Regions from separate parts of the Mus musculus genome. Here regions 2 and 3 are each linked to region 1. A link is a loop called in an ENCODE intact Hi-C map of the cell type or tissue named here. Cell type or tissue: heart. All regions are shown on one strand.

Region 1 (8,000 bases):
TACTTTAAAATTATGTAATGAGCAATATCTCAATAATGTTATTAATAAAGAAATACTAATGACAAGTGTTTATCTCTTCCTAGACCCATGTTTTAACCTGAGATACACCTACAGCCTTCAGTGGAGATCTAGGAGCCCAGGAAGCTACAGGCTAACTGTGCAGGTTTGCATGTGCAAATCACTGAGGCCTTTCACCGGCTGCAGAGAGAGAGACTGAATGGCCAGCATGCCTGGGCAGGGCTGTAGAGTCCTTCAGCAGTCTCCAGGAGGTCAGACTTTAAGACCATCGATGAAAGACTCTGCACCCACACTAGAAATGTTTTTTACAGTAAGGAAGAGAAAGTGAGGAAACAGAAAGCAGGAGCCGGCAGAGCCCATCTTACATGTAAGTCTGGTTTTCAGTTCTGTGTGAAGGGTTAGATGAAGCATATAGATAGCTGAGGAAGCTGTCAGCCCATCCTCTGAGAGCCTCCTCAGTCTGAGCAAACTGGCTGGACCATTCCAATGTACCTACCTTAAAATCAATTCACACATATACTAAAGGTGCCATTATTTCTATGCTGACATGACTACTGTCAACTACATAAACAGTGACAAAAAGCTCATGGAGCACAAAGCTCTAAACACACTCATGGGAGCACACAGAGGACTGGGCAAACTGCTTGTAGGGCTAGGCTTATTTCTGTAAATTAAGTTTCATCAGCACACGGCGGCCCCCATTCACCTCCACATCGTCCTGGGCTGCTTCCTCACCACAGCTGCCATTAGGAAGAGTTGACCCTTTGTATCGAGGGGGGATCAGTTCTCGGTGCCCCTGAAAATTACTACCTATCTACATTTAACTTGTGCATACCTAGTGTACTTTAATTCACCTATATATTAATGTGATATCCAATATAAAGCAAAAGCTATATAAATAGTTGCTACAAGGTGTTGTTAGGGAATGAAAACGAGAAAAAAAGTCTGGACATATTAAGTACAAATTATTTCTTTTATCAAATGTTTACCTTCGGACAGAGTTGGAATCGCATAGATAAAGAGAGTCAATTGTTGTTGCAACATAAACATGTGAACTGTAACAACAACAAAATATTTGCTGTCTGGCCTTTTTGTTTTTGAGATAGGATCTCTCTCTGCATAGCCATGGCTATCCCACACTCAGTATGTAGACACTAAGCTGACACAAACTCCCAGAGATTCCCCTCCTTCTGCCTCCCAAGTGCTAGGACTAGATGTGTGCACCACCACACCCAGCTATCTGCTTTCATAGTAGATTTTCTGAGCCCTGGTTAACAACAGCATTGATCAGTTTGGTTCCTTTCTGGAACCAAATCTGGCAGTGAGTCCTGCCTGGTTACCTGTCTGAATGCTCTGTGCTCTCTCACACAACACTGGCTGATCTGGGGTAGGAGCAAGAACGTCTCCCTTCCCATTCGCAGGGAGAGCTGGGCCCCCTTCTTGAGACTTGGGTGCCCCTTGCTTTGTAGTCCTAGGGGTCTGGCTGCCTAATCGAGGTTTCTTCTCTGAAGGGCCTTGAAGAGCTTTGCTCCTGGCGGCAACTTGGCGGCCTTCTTTCCGTTTGCCTCGGTTCTGAGTGTGGCCAGAGGCCTTCTGCCTCGTCCTCTCTCCTGATGCTTCTTTGGTCCCATTTCTTTTCACCCTTTGGAAAAAGCTGGCACAGAGTTCTTTGAAATCGTCATCTGACTCCTCCATCACTTGACCTGTTTTAAGGTTTCCGGTTTGTCTTTAGGGGAGTGAGGACCGACCTGGAACCATGTCCACAGATGAGGAACTCGTGTGTGAGCCCACTCAGGCCTTCCCACGCCTCTGACCTCACTGCAGCTCAGCAACTCTTCTCTCTGATTTACTCGGAGACTTTGTACTGACCTCCTCTCCATGTGACTTTTATATCTTCCTTCAATTTGGACCCGTAGCTAAATAAGTTGTTTAAAAACTTCACAAGTGAGAGAGCATTTTGTTGTCCAACAGCTGCCTCTGAGATAGAACACATGTGAACTCTGTGATCAGGTGATTCTCCAAGATCTCCACAGTGATAAAGGGCGTAGGTTCATCTAATTTTATATCTGTGGAAAACCAAAAGCATCTAAGTATAATTAGACAGCTACTGCCATTTTATGTCATTTTTTCCCACGGTGTACAAGAGGATGTCAGGTATGAGGAAAGTCTCCAAATACAGTCTGGTTACAAGTACACTTGTTCCACAGGATGTCCCAGTGCAGAGCACATCACACACAAGACATATCACACACCACATAAGCACGCACACACGTGGTTTTTACTGAAATTGGAGAAAAATATGAAGAGCAGCTGCCACACAGATATATGCTCCCCAAATACAGGGAGCTTATCTCGAGTGGCCTCAGGACTCCAGCTGTCACCTGATCAGCTTATGGGACAGTCAGCAGATGCTGCAAAATGATTGAAATAAGGAGAAAAAGGATATATATATCCTTGTACATTCAGGAGACAGAAAGGCCACCTTTTTTCTATTCTGAGTCCATAAGAGCTCTCTAAGCTGCCTGCAGAGAAAGGCTGGCTCTTACAGGCATGAATGTTTATTAGGGCAAACAGTATATTCTAGTTCAAAATCAAAACTGAATAATCTGGGTCTGGGGAAACAGCTTGGTGAGTAAGGGTAAGTGTGCTTACTGAAAAGGACAGGAACCTGAGTTTAGATAGCCAGCACCCATGTTTAAAAAAAAAACAAAACCAGGTGTGGAGGCACTATTGTAGCCCCAGTGCTGAGGATGGGAGGGGAGATAGAGACAGGAGTATTGTTGAACCTTGAAGGTTGGCCAGACTACTTGAAAATTTGCAAGCTCCTGAGAGACCCTGTCTCAAGAAAGCCAACAGTGATAAAATAGTATACCCAACATTCTCATCTGGCTAACAGATGAGAATACACACACACACACACTCTCACACCTCCCTATATAACCCAATGACAGAAATCTATTCATTCCAAATACATAGTGCAATAATCTTATAGACGTCTCCCCTACTCCTTCACATGGGCTCTTTCCCCCACCTCACTCCATGTTGTCACACATGGTTGCCACAGTGACACCTGTCACAGCTTATAATCATTTGCAGGGCATAACATTCATTGAAAGCTTATATGCCCAATGCTATGCTAATTGCTTTTCAAATCTTTAGCCCATTTAATCCTTACAGCAATACTATATAATACAATCTACTGTCAGCTTTTCCTTATGGTGAGGAATCAGCCACAAGCAGTGTAAGGAACCGTTCTGAAGTAGCAGGGCAGTGTGGCTCCAGGGTATCAGAGCCTATGTTTCTACTCACTCAATTATCTGTTAGTGAAGTTCAGCATATCAGTTAGATAGACATTTATTTACCTTGTATTTTCTTTGGGCTATCTGGTACCCAACTTATAACAAATGCTAGGCAACGATCTGTTGAATTCATAAACTGCAAAGAGTTTGATACAGGGGGAAGACAGTGAAGAGAAATGGTAGCAAGGAGAGGCCTGCAGTGACAGAGAGGTCAATTCAGTTCTCAGGGACCTGGAACGTTAGGCAAAAACAAACTGAATTTGATTGTGCTAGATGTGCAAATCTCTACGACACATTAGCGTTGAGTCCCCACATCTCTCCTGACAATCAAGTCATAAGTCTGTCCTCTCTGGGAGGTGCTCCACCAATATCTGCTGAACGACATAACGGATTCCACCAGGCTGCCAGCTTCCAGGTAGGGGAATCCTGCCTCCTCAGCATCCTACCTGCCTACCAGCTCCTAGCAGGAATTAAGGGAATGAATGGATTCGGGCAGGGTGGACCCTCCCGCCTACCCTTACGGGTGACCCACGGAAAAGGACTGGGCCTGCCTTGGGAAACGTCCTGACGGCCCTAAAACCAGACAGAAGGTTCTGATCGCTGGGCTGTCCCTACCTCCCTCCCGGCAGGCGCTGCCCCCGTCTACCCGGTGCAGCTCCTGTCACTCCACCGCGGACCGGTCAAGATCGGGCGTCCGGGGAAGGCTGACAAGACAGACGGCTTCAGGCCTCGCAGAAGAGGGGAAACCGCGGGAAGTGACAACCCCCACCACTACTCCCCCGCACCGGGACACTCTAGGCCGATGCCGAGCTCCTCCTACCTCCCGCGCTTCAGCCGCACCTTCTTAACGGAGAACCGCGCGGGGCTGCGCTTGCGCCCTGAGGCTTGCGAGCAGAGAATGACGAGTGCGCAGGCGCATGATCTGCGCGTGCGCAAGACTATGTACGTGGTCCGAGTTGGGGAAGCGGGATGAGGGTCGGCTTCCGGTCTCTCAAAGCAACTACAACGTTTCCGGGCAGTGTGAGGTCACACGAGCTAGCAGTGTAGTCTTGCTGGCTGCGCGGTGATAGCGCTCGCTCCATGAATTCTGTTAAGTGCTGAGGAGCTTCGGGGTGAGGGTACTGATGGTCGCGTTTAATGAAGTGTGGTAACGGGGAGTGGCTCGGCGATTAAGAGCAGTGGCTGCTTGTCCAGAGGTCCTGAGTTCAGTTCCCAGTTCACAACCATCTCTAACTGAGTCCCGTGGGTATCTGATGCCCCCTTCTGGTGTGTAAATGTACATGTAGACATATGCATAAATAAATGAGAAACCGTGTGGTGGCATCCCCTCATGGTATGTGTGTGGAAAAAGCATCAGGCACAGGCTTAGTGCCTGGCTAGTGCAGCCCTAAGGGCGGGAGGCCCCAGTGGGCTCATATTATGGGTTTCAGCGTCACCCGGAGGTCCTAGGTAGTAGCTGACTTCTAATCTCATGTTAAAAGAGCAAGAGGCAACACTCTAATCTAGGAGTCAGGAAGAAAATGACTAGTAAAGAGAGTGAGGACCTTGTACGATGACACAGTTGGGATCTGAGCGTTTGATGAGTCACAGAACACTGGGAACATTTGAAGGAGTAGATCTGGAAAGAAGACCACACTTTTGTATTCTTAGAGATATAAAGTAAGATATTGCTGTGGTTTGGGTTTTTTTTTTTTTTTTAAGCCAAGGATAAATTATAGGATGCAGTATGTTGAGGCCTGCCCACTCTGAGGCATCCCTTCCCCCTGAGGTACGGGTATAGTATATAATATAACAGGTATAATATAGAATAGAGTTTATTTGGGGGCATGGGAGGGGGAATTGAAAAAGGGTAGGTGAGGAGAGGAACAAGGAATCGAGGAGAGAGGCCAGCCAGGAATACATGGAGAAAGAGGGGAGAGGGGGGATAAAGGGATCAGGGAGAGAAGAGAGTCAGAGAGAGAGAAGGGGCAGAGAGATCAAGGAGGGGTTTGGTTTGGTTTGGTTTGGTTTGGTTTTTGGAGACAGGGTTTCTCTGTATAGCCCTGGCTGTCCTGGAACTCATTCTGTAGACCAGGCTGGCCTCAAACTCAGAAATCCACCTGCCTTTCCCTCCCAAGTACTGGGATTAAAGGAGTGTGCCACCACTGCCTGGCCAAACAGTCCCTTTTATAGCAAGCTAGTCCTACCTGGTATTGCCAGGTAACTGTTGGGCAGAGCCTAGAAGGAATGCCAACAATTGTGAAATCCTTTTAAAATATGTTTCGGGGCTGGTGAGATGGCTCAGTGGGTAAGAGCACCCGACTGCTCTTCTGAAGGTCCAGAGTTCAAATCCCAGCAACCACATGGTGGCTCACAACCATCTGTAACAAGATCTGACTCCCTCTTCTGGAGTGTCTGAAGACAGCTACAGTGTACTTACATATAATAATAAGTAAATCTTTTAAAATATATATATATGTTTCAATAGATCCTTATCCACAAGACTCTACAACTATCATCAATATCAAATTCTAGAAAACTTTATAGTCTCAAATAGAAACTTCTTGTTCTCATTAGCAGTCAGCCCTAGTCCCTCCCCACACCCCAGCCCCTTGGTAATCTTCTAAGTTTGTGTGTTTATATAAACAGGATCATAAAATTGTTTGGCTTGCATAAGTGAATATTTCATTTTTCCTATGGCTGAGTAATCTGTTGTAGCATACACTACATGTAAGAATGGTATCTGCTCTGGGGTGAAAGGGATGAAGGTTCCTTGCACCCAGAACTCCACAGTGTCCAAAAGGTCTTCTGGCAGATGTATCAGGAACAAATGGGGCTGCGGTGGAGAGAGCGCTTACATCAGAGCATCCTTGTTCAGATATAAGGAAAGAAGGTGTGCTAAGTAAAACATTTAAAAGGCAGAGTGAAAACGTAAGGATGAGGATAAGAGGGAAGAAAGGAAAGACCAAAGGAAGGAGCCAGAGTGTGAGGATAAGGGCCATGTCCTTGTTACTGAATTTTTGTCTGGTTCCTAGGTCTTTAGGCACCATCTGGAATAGTTGTAGCTGTTTGCGAGCCCCAAGAGACCAACCTAATGTAATCACATTAGGGTCTCTTTATTATAAACTCGAGTTTAGGCCTACTCACCACCATCCCTGCTGCTGATGCAGCAGGACAATGGTTTAGTGACGCCCCAAACCTTTGTACTGCCAAAAAACATTCATGAGCCTCAATTGACCAAGGAGCCGATTTCGATGCTACTGCATTGGGGTCTCTTTATTCAAGCTCAAGCTTGGGCTCCTGCCAACCCTGACAAGGCAGGAAGGTGGATCCCTGAGCCTAGTTTTAGGCAAGCATTTATAGAGGCTAGCAGTATCTAGCCCCGTACACATCTGATGGGGGTGGGGTACATTTTGGCCTTTAACATAATTGGCTGTGCTGGGAGCCAAACCATAAACTTTTGTCTTCCTCCTGATTGGTTGTGGTTAGGAAGTGAAGTACCAGGGGCAGGCTTGTAACCTGGGGGTGTAAATTTATTGGGGAATAATCTGGAAACTGGATGCAGGTTTTGTTAGGAGGTAGCCTGGAAGCTGGTGCTAGGTACCGACCCACCTGTTGGTTCACTTGAGTTCAACCTTAGGTCAGGTTCTCTAAGATGGAGTCTGAACCCAAAAGATTTGGTCTCTCACCTTCATTGGGATAGGAAGTGAGAGTAAGTGGGGTGGTGAGTGTCTAGTCTGGCAAGCATCTAATAAAATAACTATTGTAAGCAGACAGGTGGGTGTTCTGAAACAAGACTATGAACAATCATAAATGGTCTGAAAGTAAACATCTGAAACAATCAGACTGACCTTTGATTGGCTGTTGTTAGGAAGTAGTTAAGGAGTAACTCTGGGGTATGGGTCAAGGACAAGTCATGGGGTCCTTTCTGATACTTGGGTGTAACTTGGGTTTAGCTGTAGACCAACTTTTTAGGCTTTTTTTTTTTTTTTTGATGGAGTCTGATCTCAAGATAGAGTAGGTTTGGTCGCTCAGAACCATCTGGATCTATTGGTATGGAAGCAACACTGTTCTTAGAGGAGGGCACAAATCTCATCTTTAGCAGGGGTCAGAGATAATCCTTTCAAGAATGGAATACTACAGCAGCCAAGAAATCAAGTTGGTCCCAAAAGATAACTGTCCTGATCTGAATTTCCAAGAGCTGGTGAAACAGAGGTTATTTGATAAAAAGTCTTGTAAAAGTAACTTTTGTTCTCCTGATGTAAATGTCCTCTTGCAGGCTTCCTGTCTCACTCTGCTGACCTAGACCTGGTCCTGGAAACTTCAACCTCTGTACAATCTTATCTAGGCCTAGAATGTTTTCAGTCTCTCAGATTTACTGCTGAATAAGCTCACCCGTTTTATTCTTTCTGAGATCTGGCTGGCTGGTACAACTCAGCTATTCTGGCTCAAACTCCTCTCCACACTGCCTAATTCAATCCAGCTTCTCTCTGCTTGGTCTCAAACTACTGTGGCAATCTGGCTCCCTCTCATTGTCTGTTATTTTGTCTCCATCTCTCTCTCTCTCTCTCTCTCTCTCTCTCTCTCTCTCTCTCTCTCTCTCTGCCTGCCACCTGTCTCTACACAGCTATCCCAATAAAACTGCCTCCTATCTCTGCACTGCCCCTCAAGTAGCTTTGTTTTCCCCTCCTCTTGAGAGTTGGC
Region 2 (8,000 bases), 260 kb before region 1:
CCTTTTTTAACCTGTGGCATGACAGCAAAGTGAAGAAAGAAGTGATTGTGCAGGCTGAAGCAAAAGAGAAGAGGAGACAACAGGGAATCCAGGGAAGCTAGAGGAGCAGAAATAAGGAATGCTCGGTGCTGGAAGAAAAAAAGCAAGGGATGCTGAGAGGGTGGCATTGGCAGGAAGTGTCAGGCTGAACGATGTCACTGACATTTCCGCTCAGTGGATCTGCGATGTCCACCTTCTGATGACTACCGCCACCTCTGGGAGGCCTGCTGTGCCGACAACCCAAACGGGACTACTGCATCCCAGTGTAACTCTCATCAGTATTCTGAGTTACACAGGGAGACGGAAGGAGGAGAATATAATCAGGGTCAGGCAGCAGGGAGCAGCCACGACGAACTGAACCTCGAACATCTGTACAGAAACATATTTATTACTACATAAATGGTTTGGGGGGTAAAACAAGTCCCTCATACCAAAGCCCCTAACCTATAAGTTTCCTGAAGAAAAAGATACGGCCCTACGACTTTAGTTCTTACTGTCTGCAGCAATAAATAGTGTAAGACATTCCAGGTGTGCCAGGACAGTCATGTGACCAAAGTCATGCAAAGGCTGGAAAGCTCCTTCAGAAAAACAACTCTATAGATAACAGAAAACACTCCTTACTTCAGTGATTTATTCAAGGTCAAAGTACTTCTAGAAAACAACCATTCACTCTGATGTCTCCCCTAGACACCGAAAAACCACTATTCCGCTCTAAATGTTTACTCTGGGTATGATGACTCTACTAGAATTCCAGTACAAGTTCTGTTCTCAGTTGTGGCTAAGAGTAACATGTACAATAAAGCATCTCTTTTTAATGTTTCAGGTAAAGAATTGGAAATAAAAAGACAAGACTATGCACCCAAGACATGGGTATGAGCATCTCAAGAGAACTGTACAGGGTTTTGATGACAGCTATATATGATTTTATGGTTTTCTAAGTTAATTTGTTCAAACAACATAATTTACAGTAGAATAGATTAAGCAAAACTTTAAAAATAAGCATACAACACATGGTGGTGCATTTGGTTTTGGACAAGGCCTTTTACAGCTCAGGCTGAGCTTCTGATCCTCCTGTTCAGGTTTTCCGAATGTTAGGATGAGTTACAGGCATGTGGCCATGGCCAGCTTCTGTAAATTTTGTTTTTATTAGCTGTGTTGAATTTTCTGACTTCCAGCCAGATCCTGATTTGAGAACTTCTCCCCTTCTATGGCCCCTCAGTTTCCCATCTTTTGGTCCTGATTCAAGCTCACAATGTGTGCAGAGCATCCGTTGGTACTTTGTTTAGTTCCTCACCCCCCATTGTAAGAACTGGTAAAATGTTACTCCAGACCAGCAGGGAAATCTTAGTGAGATCAGATAAACTGTCTGAGAGCACCTCGTGCACACTGGTAGGAAAAGGGGCTTCAGCGTCAGTCTACAGTCCCTGAGACAGGAATGTCCAAACTACAAGAAGATGATCACAGGGGATGCTTGGCTTCACAAATCTTTTTATAACAAGATTTGTTTTTATGTATATGAGTGTTTTTGCTAGACCAGAAATGAGGCAGTACAGGAAAAAAAGGAAGAGGAGACCGACCTCAACGAAAGCAGAATCGTCCTTGAATCAGAACAGTTGAAAACCAGGAGTTTCTCCTCACTAGTGGAGACTGTGCTCCATGGCATTGGGGATTTGGGCGTTTTGCACTGTAAGGATGGAAGATTCCATCTGCAGGCCAGTTCTACCTGCAGTCTGAAAGTGGTAAATACCAAAAGGAGGATCATAGGAGAAGCTTCCAGGATCCTAACAGCCAAGTCAACTTTCCGGAGTTTCTCAGCCCATCAGGTCATTAACTATTCAATTTGGACTACAACTGCATATAGGATACCTGGCATGGATGGATGCCCTTGGGGACCAATAGAGAATGCTAGATCCCCTGGATTTGAAGCTACAGAAGGCTGTGAGCCACCTTCTGTTGCTGGGAACAGAACCCACCCAGGTCCCCTGGGAGGTCAGCTACTGCTCATAACTGCGGAGTCATCTCCCCAACCCAACCTCCCAAGTCTTAGCCAGCTTTTTCTGAATGAACCTATACCAGCCCATGTGCTACCTAGTGTCTAGATAAATAGGCATTTGCCATGGCAGCCTGTGGGCTTTTGTACCTGTGATGAAACTACACACAGTCATCCAAAACAGACCATTTTTATTTCCACAGCCTAAGCTTTGCTACAGGTTAGCTGTATGAACTTAGGCCATCGACTTAACTGGCACTATTGGGAACAAGCAAAAGAAACTTATTCTAAATACTACCATTTTCTTTTTAGGTCATAGGACCTAAATTCAAGGTCCCAGGCTCTCGTGGAGCTGAGGACTTCCCAATAGTTAAACAGCTTCTATTATAAAGAAACAGTTGTCTGAGTCCTGACATCTCAGGGACAACTTTTAAGTTGTCTGAGTCAAGACATCTCAAGGACAACTTCTCTATCTTGCTGGCAGGATCAAATTAAGTTCATGTTCCCAGGCCCAGGCCCCAACTTCCATCCTGATTGATGGAAACTCCCTTTCTCAACCCCTTTTGTCAAAATGATTGGACAATGCTACCACCCAGCCCAGCCCAGCCCAACCCCCTTGCTTTATTGTTTCCTTTAAATATGCTGCACAGCATCCCCTCAAGGTCACAGTTCAGCTCATGAGTCTGTTCTACAGCCCTGATCAATCAGTAGCAGCTTGATTACAATAAATTTTTGGCATCTGCATTGACCTGGTATTTGAGTTATATTGGGACCTCACGACGGCACTCCATGCCATAACCACAGGACTTACTTCATACCATATCTTCAAAGTTCTATTTCATGTATGAATGCTGAAGCTCTGAAGGGAAAGATACCCTGGCAATCGGGAACCAAAAGTCGTGCCGCACGACAAACCTCATTCAAGAGACTCATTGGGAAGGAAAAATCCAGAACATCATTCTCAGCTCAGGAAAGAAAGCAGGGAACTGAGTGGTAGGCAGGGTTTATACAAGATTTCTTAATCTTCCCACCACAGCTTTCCAGGGTGAGGATTGGTAGAATTTCACTGAGCTTGAAGGAGATCAGAGACTGATGAGTTTGCTCAGGGCTTGAAGGGTTTCTATACCAAGCTCCAGGATTAGTGGGTTTTTCTGTTCAGGGTTGGTGGGATTTATTTATTTTTATCTTTTTGTCTTGTAGGGTGGGGCCAGGCTACTCTTCCTCCTCGGGCCAGGGAATGACAGTAACAGCTATTATTAAACAACTATTAGGGTTAGGGACCATTAAGGAAGTCAGAGGTGGGAGGGACCTGGCTGCTGGAGCTCCTGGTGGCCATTTTCCTGCCTCAAGGTCTTACAAAGTATAAAAAGTTCACAAAGGGAGACCAGAGCAAGGAAGGCTTTCCCTGCCTCTTGAGTTGCAATGAATAGACAACAATGTAAGCATGTGTCCAATAAGTGATTACGGGTTTTCGTGACACACTCCTAGAATCTGCAGACTCCACCACCTGTCTGTGACAGCTGCAGTCTCAGGCCTGGGCTATTCTCTCTTCAAAAAATAAGGAAGTCCGCCTTGGTGTTTCCTTTTCTTCAACCTTCAGGAAAATAGTCAGAGCCGATGATTATGCTAATCCTTAGACCTGCTCTGGGAGATGGCAAGAGCAGTTCATACCCAGAGCGTTCTTCTGGGTCGACCAGCCACCTAAAGATGGAGGACTAGGGACCATCGCTCACAGGGAGGCAAAAGCTCGGGCACGGGTATGTTTATCGTAGCTCGACAATCCATTTAGACCTGCTCAAGCCACAGTGCAGGCGCAATAACAAGGGCGCGCCATGGACTACATTTCCCACCAGCCCCAGGCAGCTCGAGCCCTGGAAGCACAGTCTATTTCCGGTTGTAGGTCTCCGGAGTGTTGGGATCGGCCTTCGGAAAGGTTTTCTTTGTTAAGCTTCTGGGCCCCGACATGACACTCTAGCGCCTCTGGACTCTGGTTCAAGCGTGGCTGAAGAACTTACCTTTTGGCAAACTTTCCTATGCAAATCTGAGCCAGGTTGTCCCCGGGTCACATCCGCCCAGGGATTCCCACCCCTACCGCTTCCCCACCTGGAGGCCCCGCCCATTGCGTAGCCCCGCCCCTCATCCCCATCCGACTTGTTCCCCTCCCGCTCTTTTATGCAAATTTTCCTTGTCCTGGGTGGACCGTGAGTACGTGGTGAGACCCGACCCAATGGGAGACAGCGCAAGGGAAACGTGAACCGGAAGTCCGTCCTGACTAGCGGCCGTTGGCTTATGACGCCTAACTCGCGTGCTGAGGCTTGCGACCCGGGCCCTGCGACTTAAGTTCTGTGCGGGCCTGAGAAGCCGGTCAGGTGGCGACGCTGCAGGCCTGATATTGCTGAGATTGTGACCTGGGTTCCTCCGGCGGGATTTGGAGCCCGGAGTCTCTCGGTTGCTGCAGCCGTGGCCTACTGCTGTACAGAACCCAGGGCGTCTCTCAAGGCGGACGTAGCTGGTGTCGGGACCTAGGCTGGTGTCGGGGCATGACTATGGCTGCGGGCCCAAGCTCGCAGGAGCCAGAAGGGCTCCTCATAGTGAAACTGGAGGAGGACTGTGCCTGGAGCCACGAGGTACCCCCGCCTGAGCCAGAGCCCAGCCCGGAGGCCTCCCATCTGCGATTTCGACGGTTCCGCTTTCAGGACGCCCCGGGTCCCCGGGAGGCCCTTAGCCGGCTTCAGGAGCTTTGCCGCGGGTGGCTGCGGCCGGAGATGCGCACCAAGGAACAGATCCTGGAGCTGTTGGTGCTGGAGCAGTTCTTGACTATCCTTCCCCAGGAGATTCAGAGCAGGGTGCAGGAGCTGCGCCCAGAGAGCGGCGAAGAAGCAGTCACTCTTGTGGAGCGTATGCAGAAAGAACTTGGGAAACTGAGGCAACAGGTGACAGCTGTTTTACCCGTGGTTTGGCCCGGAAGTCATTGTGCTAGCCTCTTCTGTAGTCGAATATACTTGATCGTCCTGAGTACACTTTACAGGAAGGAGAGGGATTTTTTTGTAGCTTATCCTTTCCTTCCAGATTGTTCCCATATGACGACAGTAGGAAGTGAGGAGCACTTCCACCAGTATTTAGTTATGTAGTTAGAAAGCTTCTCACAGGCCTCGTGACTTTGGGCAGACTACTTAATCTGTTTCGTCCTGTTTTTCTGTTGGCTAAAGCACTGTCTGGGAATAATTTTGAGGACTTGGAGAAAAGTATGTCGTTTGGATGACACCTACTGCCACTGCTTTGAGGGGTTTGTTTTGTGACAAAGTCTTACGTAGCTCAAGCTAACTGACTCAGTGTGTAGTTGAGCTTGGCTGCAGAACAGTGGTGGTCCTCCACCTTCAGTCTCCCCAAATTCCGAGTTCTAGGGTTACAGGCAGAGTCTAGATATGTAGCCCAGGCTTAAACTCGAGGCAATCCTCCTGCTTCAGCCTCCCCACTGCTGATTCCCACAGGCATGTGCCACTATCCCAGGCCTATATTTAGTGGATAACACCCAGCATATCTTAGTCAATAGTTTGCAATACAGAACTGGATCTCTGCTAATTGAACTCTGAAAAACAGCTAAGCACCGAGGGGCTATGGTCGCAGCCTGATAAGTTCACCTTATCTAGTAGTGAAACGTGGAAGCATCTAGAACAGGTGAGTGTGATCGAGCAGAAGTGAGGAGTATCAATGGAATATGTTGAGAAAGTGTGCATTGAGAGTGGACCCTCAGTTTTCTTGCTCCATCCCTCCCCCATTTTCTGCTACCACCTAAAAAGCCCTTAGCATAAAACATCTTCTTGGCCAAGACCAAAGGGATAGTCTGTGGTTCTCTGTTGAGGGTGTGTCCTAAGAATCCTGTACTAATTTCCAATTCTGTCAGCCCCGTTGTGATGATGAGTGATGTGGGTTGGTTCCCAGGTCACAAACCAAGGGCGGGGAGCAGAAGTGCTTTTGGAGGAGCCTTTGCCACTGGAAACAGCAGGAGAGTCACCGAGCTTCAAGCTGGAGCCAATGGAGACTGAGCGAAGCCCTGGCCCCAGGCTGCAGGAGCTGCTAGACCCCAGCCCCCAAAGGGACTCCCAGGCTGTAAAGGAGAGGGGTGAGGAACAGTTATCTGGGCAGGTGGGAGGGAGGAGGGGCTCTGGGATTGCCACTCACCCTAGCAGAATGTGGTACAGGTGCCAAGGAGAAAGAATTTCTGAAGTTAAAGTTCTCAGTTGTGTTCTGAAAAACCTAAAAGTGGTGGTATGAATTCTGTAAAGGTTGGATGGGAGGAAAGGGGAAGCTCTTAGTAAAGCCATTCTGTGTACAGAACAGGCAAATTCTAGTTAGCTGATTGATGTGGGGTGTATGGTTAGAACCCTGTCGGCCAGGATGGAGGATGGCTCACATGCCTTTACTATAACCCTGTTACTTTAGATCACCTTAGCACACCTTTGCTACTTTTTGTTTACTGTCAATCCTAAAAGCTGAGACTTGCAGTTGGGGAATGCATATTGTCTTATAATCTGGGCTGCTAAGATTTGGTGTTACTGTTCTCATTATAATTTCTGTTATCTTTAGCATTATCCGCTCCCTGGCTCTCTCTCTTCCCTCCTGAAGGGAATGTGGAAGATAAGGATATGACTGGGACCCAGGTGATGTGGAAGTTCTCATTGCCTTTCCCCAGAATTTTCCTTTTCTCCTCTGCTTTTAGGGTGGGAGGTTCCCCTATGCTACTAGAAAGATTTTTTTTTTTCTGATCAGATATCTCCCTTATTTTCTTTGTCTTTTCAACCCATCATTTGTAGGCTTCCCCCATGACATGAGTTTTCTTGGCACTCATGTGTTTTAACCCATTTACTATGACTCTGCTTGAATTATTCTTAATGCGTTACTGCATGTGATGCTAAAGGAGATCTTGTTATTTCAGTTGCCCGAGAGCCTGGAGGACATGGCAATGTATATCTCTCAGGAGTGGGACCATCAGGATCCTAGTAAGAGAGCTCTATCAAGGTATATGGTACAAGATAGCTATGAGAACTCGGGGACTCTAGGTAAGAGCTTCTCGTTCTGGGATGATATTTATGACCAGACTATCCTGCTTCTTGGACATACACACCTACTGGACATGAGCTCTGAGTTTTGTCAATAACCCCACTCCTTACTCTAACATTTCTTATCCTAATATTCAGATAAACATCTGCCAAATGGCACAGTTGATAGACTTAATGGTATCCTTAGACTGTGTTTCCATTGTTAAGAGTTTAAAGCAGAGAGTCTGAACTGGAGAGAACTTCCAAAGGCAACACAAATCCTCAGCTTCTCTATGTGTATGAAAATTCTCATAATAAAAAAATGGAGGTAATGGAAGGTAGTGTGGACAGTATGATTGGTTATATTGAAGCATACAGCAGGAAGAAATCACACTGCTGGTGTTTTCCTCCATGTTTGTATGAGGCTACTTAGAGCTGTGAATTCACCTGCACTGATCGTGCAGAGCTACTGCTGGCTTTAGTTTTCTTTGGGATCTCCTGGGTTACATCACTTTCCATTGCTGTACCAGCGATGACGAGAGATTAGATTGCTGGAGCTGAGCTTCTGTTTGAGTCTGTTTTGTTTGCGGTTGAGTGAGTTGTTGGCTTCTCTATTTAGCATAGCACCGGTGGATTTAAAACTTTTAATCTCATTGTCTTCTAAGAGCCCAGGTTCTTTCCCAGTTGATTTCATGGTTTTTTTTTCCCCCCAGAGTTTTACAGTTAAATTTAGTTCTACCTATAAGTAGCCAACACTCTTATTATAGTAAGTTGATTCTCAAAGAAGTGATTATTCTATTTTATTTTTATTTATTTATTTTATACTTATTTGAATTACAAAGTGTATATTCTAGTTTTAAAAGTTCAAGGTTTTTTTTGGGGGGTTTTTTTTTTTTTTTTTTTTTTTTTTTTTTTTTTTTTGGTTTTTCGAG
Region 3 (8,000 bases), 94 kb before region 1:
CAGCTCATACCAGCACTGTCAGCTCTCAGCTTGGAGGTAGGACCTGGGCCATGTGGGCAACTTTATAGTTTTCTCCAGTCTTCCTGTCCTCCACCTGCATCATAGCTTAGACAAGGCTCCAAGGGTAATTAAGTCACATGGTCAGCAGAGGCCTTGGTCATGTTAACAACCTGTGTGGGAATGTCCCTGGTGGATGTTGATGTTATCTGGAGACAATTAATTTAGGTGGTCACAGCCTGGGAGAAGGCATTACTGGGAGGCTACAGAACATCACAAGAAAGACTTGGTCCAAGTACCTGAAATCTAGTCCAGCTGAAAGAAACTTGTGCCAGTCCTGATGGGCTCCTGTGGGGCCATAGACTCATCTAAAACCTTGATGGGGACAGTGCGGGGTCCAGGCCAACACATCTGCATTGGTTGGTGTCCTGGTTCCTTCTTTAAACTCGACCCCCATTTCGTCCTTTGCCCCGGAATGCCATGTCCTGTTTAGGCCTATTGAGACCCTGCTTGCCTGCCAGAGCTGTCACTTTCAGCAGCCTCTCATCCACAAAGCTTCCCTGGACCTGGCTCTGACTCTCCATGTAACCCCTGGAATGGATGCAGGACTATGTTAACTGGATTGGCTTAATGACAAACAAACAAGAAGGTGCAGGCCTTGGCTTTTACTGAGATTAGACCTGAGGACTCCTGGCCTCTCAGGAACCCGATTCTCTGCTCGGCCTGACCTCCCAGGTACAAGTGGCTGACCGGAGTTTGGGCAGGCTGCAAGGGCATGGGCATTCCATTTCTTCTGTCCCTCTCATGGTTCTTCTTCCTTCCTCCCTCCCTCCCTCATGCTTTCCCCAGACTAGCCCAGGTCTCCTGCTGGGCAACTCTGGGGGCCATCTCAATGGGGAGGACTGCCGCTGGGACGAACCCTTCCTCAGTAACACTGGCCTCCTCCTCCTCGGCCATCCTTCCCCTCTTGTTCCCCAGCCCTGGCACTTTGGCTCCTATGTCCTCTCCAAGGCCCCAGAGCGGGTTCTCTTGCACAAGGGACACATGGTCTCCTCCAAGGCTCTCCAGGACCTCTTGGGCCTGAGTCCCAAGCCCTCGGGGGGACCAGACTGGGAGGGGACACCCTTGGCTGGGTCCATGCTGGAACTGGAAGCTGAGGAAAGAGGAAAGAAAAGTCACTCAGAGGGGCCCAATCTAAAACATTACCTTGGGGTCCTCGGCCCTTACAACCTTCAAGGCAGTGCCTCCTTGGCACTACTTCCTTGAAAGAACTAGTGAGGGTGAGGAAGGGATGTCAGTGGGTCAAACCTGAAATGTCATGAATCCTTCATTTATAAAATGAAGGAACTGAGGCAAAGTTGTCCAAGGTCCATCAAAATAGAGAGAATAGGAACCTAGAACTCCTATCCCAGATTGTCTCCTCTGCCTTACACATCCCAAAAGGCTTTTGCTGTGGTCCTGAGACTTCAAAGGACTTATTGTGTACATTGATGTTCTGAATCAATAGTGGGGCACACGGATTAAAAAAAAAATTAAACAAGATCTTGGCCCCTGGAGCATGACATTATTTTAGTGTGTCCTGGCCACTGCATCCTTTCCTAGTTCTTGGCAGAAGGCTAGGAAATGAAAAGGCCCATTTGAGTTCCCTTCAGTCTTTCTTTCGTGTCTTTAGTCCTGCCTTAACAGAGCTTACCTGTATTTCCCAGGCTGTCCCTGGGCAAGTGGGCTTCCAGAAGGGCTGAGCAATGGCTGTTACCTGGACCCAGGGTCCCCTGTGGCAGGTCCAGGGGCCAGGGTGAGCCTTCAGGCCGTGTCAGGCTGCCCCCAGCCATGAGCCGGCCTAGCCAGTGGCTTCCACATTGGCCAGCAGGCTGCATGTGGCCTGGCAGGTAGAGAGCCAGGCTCCGGAGGTGTCGCAGTCGGAAGTTCTTGGGCTTGCTTCCCTGAGCACTGGGGCCCTGCTGCTGCTGGGCCCCCAATCCTCCCTCATAGATGTTGGGTGGTGTGTCAGGGTGGCTGGGGCGTCCTGGGGCCCAGCTCACTGCATCTGCAAGAGAGAGAGAGAGAGCAGGAGGGTGATGGCCAGTGGGAACAGCATCTGGGGGAAATGCAAGTACCAACTCATACGTAGCTTCTACTCCCTGGCTATCCAGTCTTAGTTCCTGTCTATTCCCACTACTCCGCTGCTCCCCTAACAGAGGCGCCCAAGCAGCCCAGGACTTTGGCACTGAGATCCCGTTGAGCACTTCAAGCTCGTTTTGTGCTCTCTACTCTAAAAAGAGTATGCTGGCACCAGTGTATATAAGCACAGTGGGTACAAGAGGGCATGCCTGGCCCAGTCATATAGCCTAGATCAGGAGTTACTCCCTTCCCAAGCATGCACATCCCTGGGCTCTCCCCAGTAGCTTTGGGCCCAGGTTGGGACAGTGTGGCATCTCTGCTGCTGCTCCTCCCTGCAGCCAGGCACCTTCTCTTATTCGAAGCTCAGAGAATGCACAGACCAAGGCTTCCATGGAGGGCCAGTATGGTGGGGGAGGAGTGGCCAGGCCTTCTGTGCAGTAGGGCCTGCTCTCCCCTGTCTAGGGGGTGGATCTGCAGGTCTCCCATAGCAACTGGTCCTTATGATGTCACAGTAAAGACTAGTCTTCCTGGACCTCCTAGTTTGGGAGAGTATGGTATGTCAGGGGCAAGGAGGGAGGCGGGCAAGGGAAGAGACCAGAAACCTAGGGTAAATTTGTTGATGTTAGATTCAGAGCAAGCCACATAAGACAAATTGGCTTTGGTATGCTGGAAAGTCATTCGCTAGGCTTCCTCATTTGTGGCAGGGAGAACGAGGATTTGGAGAACAAACCTGTAGAGATCTGAATCATGCTGAGAAGATGGTTCTGGGTGACACTTGTCTAATTATCCATTTTCTCATAGGTTAAGCAGTATGTAGATAATGCCAATTTTTTTCCTGTGCATTCTGACAAACTGGAACAATTATTCTGCTGGTAGAAATATAAAACTACAGGTTCTTTAGAATCTTAACTCCACCACAACTCTGTTTCATTATAGAAAATTTAGTTCTAGGTTTTACATCTAGGTGTATGAACCATTGTTTTTTACATAGATATTAATTTGCTATGGATTGCTCATTGTTTCAAAACCATTTGTTGCAAAGACTGTTCAAATGCATTGTCCCCCATGTTAGACTAGCCACGAATGTATGGCCCTACCCCACATATTTTTGTCCTTAAGTATCTACTCTTGGTCAGTACCACCGTGTTCTAGCCAAGGGCACCTTTACTTCTTGCACCTACCCATTTTCCTTATCGCCCACCCTTCCTGGCACAGCTCTCCTCTCTCCAGCCCTGCTTTTGTCGCGGTTGTCCTCGACTCGTAGCAGTCACCAAGGAGAGTTCTCTGTAGAGCCTGTGCTGACCCTGACACCCTAGGCGTGGTACACCAGCACTACCTCGCTCCACAGTTTCCAGGGCAACCTCTGGCGCGCGAGTCTGGGCGCCAATTTCCGGCTTGTCGGGAATACTGACTAGCTGTGCGTGCACAAAAGCCTTCCGGGTACAGGTCTCGAATTCTGCCCAGGGTAGGGTATCTTCGTTCCTGTCATTCTGTGGATACTTTATGAGGCTTCGACTGCGGGGTTTAGCTATGCTTTTACAAATACAAAGGAGACTCGGTCACAAAAGGTTATAATGTGCTCCATATATCAGTGAGGTAATGAGAGTTCCAACGGGACCAGAGCCAAAAGCGCTCTCTGAAAGACTATGACGTTGCGCAGCTCGCAAGGTGCTTGGCGCCACCTGTTGGTCTGTGTCCTGCGCTTGCGCTCACCACCCCTCTTCGCTTCCTGTCCTGTTTGGCCTGGTCCGCACGCTGTCCAAGGCCTCTGAGCGTTGCTATAGAGACCGGAGAGCGCTGGGCCTGCGAACTCTACAGAGACGGGCAGCGGCGCCCCAGTGGACTCTTGGGGACCAGAGCGCCATGTCTTTCCGCGACCTCCGCAGTAAGGCTGCACCCGGCTTTCCCGTGGGCTTCCCAGGATCTCGAGACTCCCCTGCCGGACCCCTGCCAGAGCCGTGGGCCCAGGCAGGCCGTGGGTCCCTGGGCCAGCCAGGGGCTGACAGAACTTTACAGCACCTTTGGAAAGTTCGGTCCGTCACTGGCCACGTGTAGCTAGAACACTGGGAATGTGTCTCGAGCCGCTGAAGAACTGAATGTTTAATTTCACCTCATTTTATCTCTGGTTGTCACGGCCACATTTGCAGCCGCATTAGAAAGGTCTTGCGGAAATGGAGACTTCTTCTGCATTTAGTTTGTAGAAAGAACCAGTAAAGCCGAGGAAGTGGCCGGATGAATGGATGGCTAGTGCTGCTAGGTTGTTTTGTTCATTTTTGAGGGTTTGTTTTGTTTGTTTGTATGTTACAATCTGTCACATGCTGTCCTCTATGTGGGCAATATTTCATTTACTCCTAGCAGGTTTGTGCCCTGGTTAGAGATGAAACAGGCAGCAAGAGGTCAAAGTAATTGAACGAGTTGCTTTAGAGTTTGAATCCAGCTTGCCTGAATGCCAAATACTGGGCAGAGAACTTGGCTAGAGAGTGGGGAAGCAGACTACTCTTACTCGTTATACTCTTTGGGGGAAACATCCTTTTTGTGGCAGGTGATTATATTTCACCCTTATTGTTCCTAGTTTTAACTGCAAGTTAAGTAGTATAGCTACCCCTGGTTCACACAGCTAGAGTGATGGGACTGTGTGACCTAAAAAATCTTACTTCACTTACAGAAGAGTAGCAGCTATTAGGGTCGTGTTGTCTAGGGTTTGAGGGTATTTGAAACAGTGTAATTATGACTGTCCCACGTAGTTTTTGATGAGGCTGGCACTTTACTGGGATCATTGAATAGTGATCATTGTACTGGAAAGAATATTTAAAAGGAGTATTTCAGAATTTATACTGATTTATATTTTTTTACCTTAAATAAATGCTGTATAGTGTGTAATCTATGAGACTGTCACCATTTATAACAGTGGAGAACTTGATAGCTACTACTTAGCTAAAAGGAGTGTTTAGGCAAAACCTGACTTTTTTCATAGAGGTATAAGGAAAAGCTGCAATATAAAGGGTATACATATATGGGATATATGTGTGTGTGTGATATAAGGGAAAGAAATAAGGGAAGGATGCTTCCTATCTTTCTACCATCTCTTCGTGACCTAGCAGAGTCTGCCTGCCCTGCTTTGTTGCCCAGATAGATTGTTTGGAATGCTGAATGTACATTTTGAATACCCGTAAGCATGAGTAGACATTACATTGCCAGGAACCATGGTCAAGATCTCAGCATATTGTAAGAACTCAGAAATGTTGGTTGTTTTCTTGCTTTCTTGCTCTCTTTTACTTGTTTTTCAAGACAAGGTTTTTTCCTGTCTTGAACAACAGCCCTGGATGACCTAGAACTTGTTTCATAGACCAGGTTAGCATCAGGTTCACAGAGGTCCATCTGCCTCTGCCTATGAGCACTGGGATTAAAGGTATGCAGCACCACGCCAGGCTTGGTTGCTCATCTGTAAGCCTCGCTTTCTTCATCATTGTTTTCTCCTTTCTTTCAAGCAGTGTGGCTTTGTTTTAGTTGCTCCCAACTTAAAATATTACTGTTTACTAATCTTTGGTTTTTCGAGACAGGGTTTCTCTGTGTAGCCCTGGCTGGCCTGGACCTCACTCTGTAGACCAGGCTGGCCTCGAACTCAGAAATCCGCCTGCCTCTGCCTCCCAAGTGCTGGGATTAAAGGCGTGCACCACCACGCCCAGCTTGTTTACTAATCTTTTTTTTTACAGTAAATCTAAATACTGCAGATAGTTCAGCCATTCTCTTATTAAATTTTCTCTGACTATAAAGTAATTGATCTTTAAAATTTATGTCATGAAAATCATATATGGTCACTGGAGGAAAAAAAACAATGTATAATCTTGTTCTAACAACGTGTTTTTCTCATGTTTTATGAGGCTAGGTAATTTTTATTTTGGATAGCAAAGAGGCAGCTACCAGAGAGAAATTAAAGCCCCAGCTAATACCTACGCCCCATTTCTCCAAAGGAAATCTACTATCGTTGAACTTGGGTGTTTTTCAGGTGATGGATTAGATATTGTTTCAAATCTCCCCTTTCCTTTCCCCATTCTAGAATTGATGAATTCAGCACCTGGAGTTGAGAAGACCTGATAAGAAAGGAAAGCATTAGATTAACTGTTTTCCAAAAGGAGATGCTATTTGACAAGGACTGACTGAACTGTGTTTTATATTGCACAGATTTCACCGAGATGATGAGAGCCTTGGGGTACCCACGCCATATTTCTATGGAGAATTTCCGCACACCCAACTTTGGGCTTGTCTCTGAAGTGCTTCTGTGGCTTGTGAAAAGGTTAGAATGCATTTTATTCACACCTTGGTGTGGATAGTTGGTTTCATTCAGTAGCTAACTGGAACTTCTAATGCAAAGGAAGGCTACAGTGAGGTTTGCATAGGATGGACTTAGCTGTAACTTATAAAGAGCTGCCACGCACGATGGTGCAAGTAGATGTCTGTTAGTTCAAGGTCAGCCTGGCCTACATAACAAGTTCCAGGAAAGCCAGGGCTGCGTAGTGAGAGACCCTGTCTCTTTCATTTTTAAGAGATGAAAGAAATGACGAGCGTTTGAAGAACGTTGAGGAGGTGACTGTCATCATGAGAGTGTTGGTACAGCCTCCACTTCAACCCTCACACAGAATCTCAGGGGCCTGCTCGCACACTCAGGATATACTGTAGTAGATGTATTATAAATATGGCTGGAGAACTGGCTCAGAGGTTAAGAGCATGTACTGCTCTGGCAGAGCACCGGACCTCATTGGGCACTGGTAGTCACGCACACATCCTTACACACAGACCTACACACGTACACATAATTTAAAATAAACTAAAAATCCAAAACAAGACATAATGGAGATTTTTCATTGTGTTAAAAGCCTTGTATTAGGATTGACAACCTTTTGGGTTAAGAACCAGATAGTAAATATTGTATGAGTTGCTACACTTAAAATTCAGTCTACATGAGATATCTGTTGAATATTCTTCAGTTACAGGCAGTTGGGAGCCATCTGACATTGATGCTAGGAACTGGACACAGGTCCTCTGGAAGAACAATATATGCTCTTAAACCAGTGAGCTGCCTCTGCAGCCCATTTTCTTTGCTTTTAAAGTGTAAAAAGTATTCTTGTCTTTCAAACTGTACAAATACAAGGGTGAGAGTCTCAGTCTTCTGAGCCTTGGCGAATTGTTAGTAAATCCAAGTAATTTCCACAGCTCTGCCACTCCTTAAAGTGAATTATTTAGCCCTCGTGTCTATCTTGGGCCAAGGACTATCAGCTTGAGTCACGGTCTTGGTTATTTTCACAAAAGCTAAACATCTGAGCTAGATTTAGTTTGTGGCCTGGGTCCCATACTTGGTTTGTTTACACTTTACTATTCCTTTTCGGGTGTTCATATGCACACATGTGGAGATCAGAGGACAGTATTGAGTTGATTCTTTCCCTCTATCTTTACACAGGTTCTGGGGATTGAACTCAGGTCTCAAGGCTTATAGAGCAAGCCCCTTTACCCTCTAGGCATGTGTGTATACACATACATGTATGGATTAATGCTAGCTACAGCATACACGTGAAGGTTCAAGGACAGCTTGTAGTTGGTTCTCCTCTTGCACTCTGTGAATCCTGAGTGCCAGGCCTGGTAGGCGACCCATTCACCCACTGAGCCACCCTGTGCTCCAAGACACGGAATCTCAGGTGTGGGTTGGAATTTGCTCCCTGGTTATTTTGTTTGCTTTTGAAGTTTCTGCTTAATCATATTTCTTTGGATGGAGCCTGGAGAACCTCACCTTAGCAACAGTCAATCATCCACTTTCTCTTTAATGGACACTTTTTTTTTTTTTTTGCTTTTGTTTGTTTGTTTGTTTGGGCAGGGTTTCACTATTTAGA

The links. A loop is a pair of places that touch in the nucleus more often than their neighbours do. Peaks named below come from ENCODE experiments on the same cell type or tissue, not always from the same donor. Only the 100,000 strongest peaks of a DNase experiment are listed, where the experiment ranks them.
Region 2: it touches region 1 in a loop (3-fold over the local background); 8 of 42 quality-filtered maps call a loop at or near these places.
Region 3: it touches region 1 in a loop (8-fold over the local background); 12 of 42 quality-filtered maps call a loop at or near these places.

Annotation. Positions count from the first base shown.
Region 1 is chr16:3,999,595-4,007,594 of GRCm38, forward strand. It overlaps Slx4 (SLX4 structure-specific endonuclease subunit homolog (S. cerevisiae)), which reads right to left and starts at 2,084. Exons shown (of 15, transcript NM_177472.5): 1 at 1,767-2,084. The coding sequence starts at 1,776. In heart, a CTCF peak has its summit at 4,587 (motif pointing left); a DNase peak (open chromatin) is centred at 4,237; H3K4me3 peaks cover 1,988 bases; H3K27ac peaks cover 1,275 bases.
Region 2 is chr16:3,739,806-3,747,805 of GRCm38, forward strand. It overlaps Zfp263 (zinc finger protein 263), which reads left to right and starts at 4,294. Exons shown (of 6, transcript NM_148924.3): 1 at 4,294-4,962; 2 at 5,972-6,152; 3 at 6,617-6,690; 4 at 6,966-7,089. The coding sequence starts at 4,570. In heart, no CTCF peak of the experiment used is centred here; DNase peaks (open chromatin) are centred at 3,876 and 4,236; H3K4me3 peaks cover 3,278 bases; H3K27ac peaks cover 2,138 bases.
Region 3 is chr16:3,905,151-3,913,150 of GRCm38, forward strand. 1700037C18Rik (RIKEN cDNA 1700037C18 gene) reads right to left here and starts at 3,539. Exons shown (of 3, transcript NM_028484.2): 1 at 3,300-3,539; 2 at 1,691-2,044; 3 at 648-1,150. The coding sequence starts at 3,303. The coding sequence ends at 993. It overlaps Cluap1 (clusterin associated protein 1), which reads left to right and starts at 3,859. Exons shown (of 12, transcript NM_029738.2): 1 at 3,859-4,003; 2 at 6,301-6,412. The coding sequence starts at 3,982. Gm41410 (predicted gene, 41410) reads right to left here and starts at 3,503. Exons shown (of 4, transcript NR_153801.1): 1 at 3,455-3,503; 2 at 1,754-2,044. In heart, a CTCF peak has its summit at 3,787 (motif pointing left); DNase peaks (open chromatin) are centred at 2,501, 3,491 and 3,861; H3K4me3 peaks cover 1,874 bases; H3K27ac peaks cover 1,398 bases.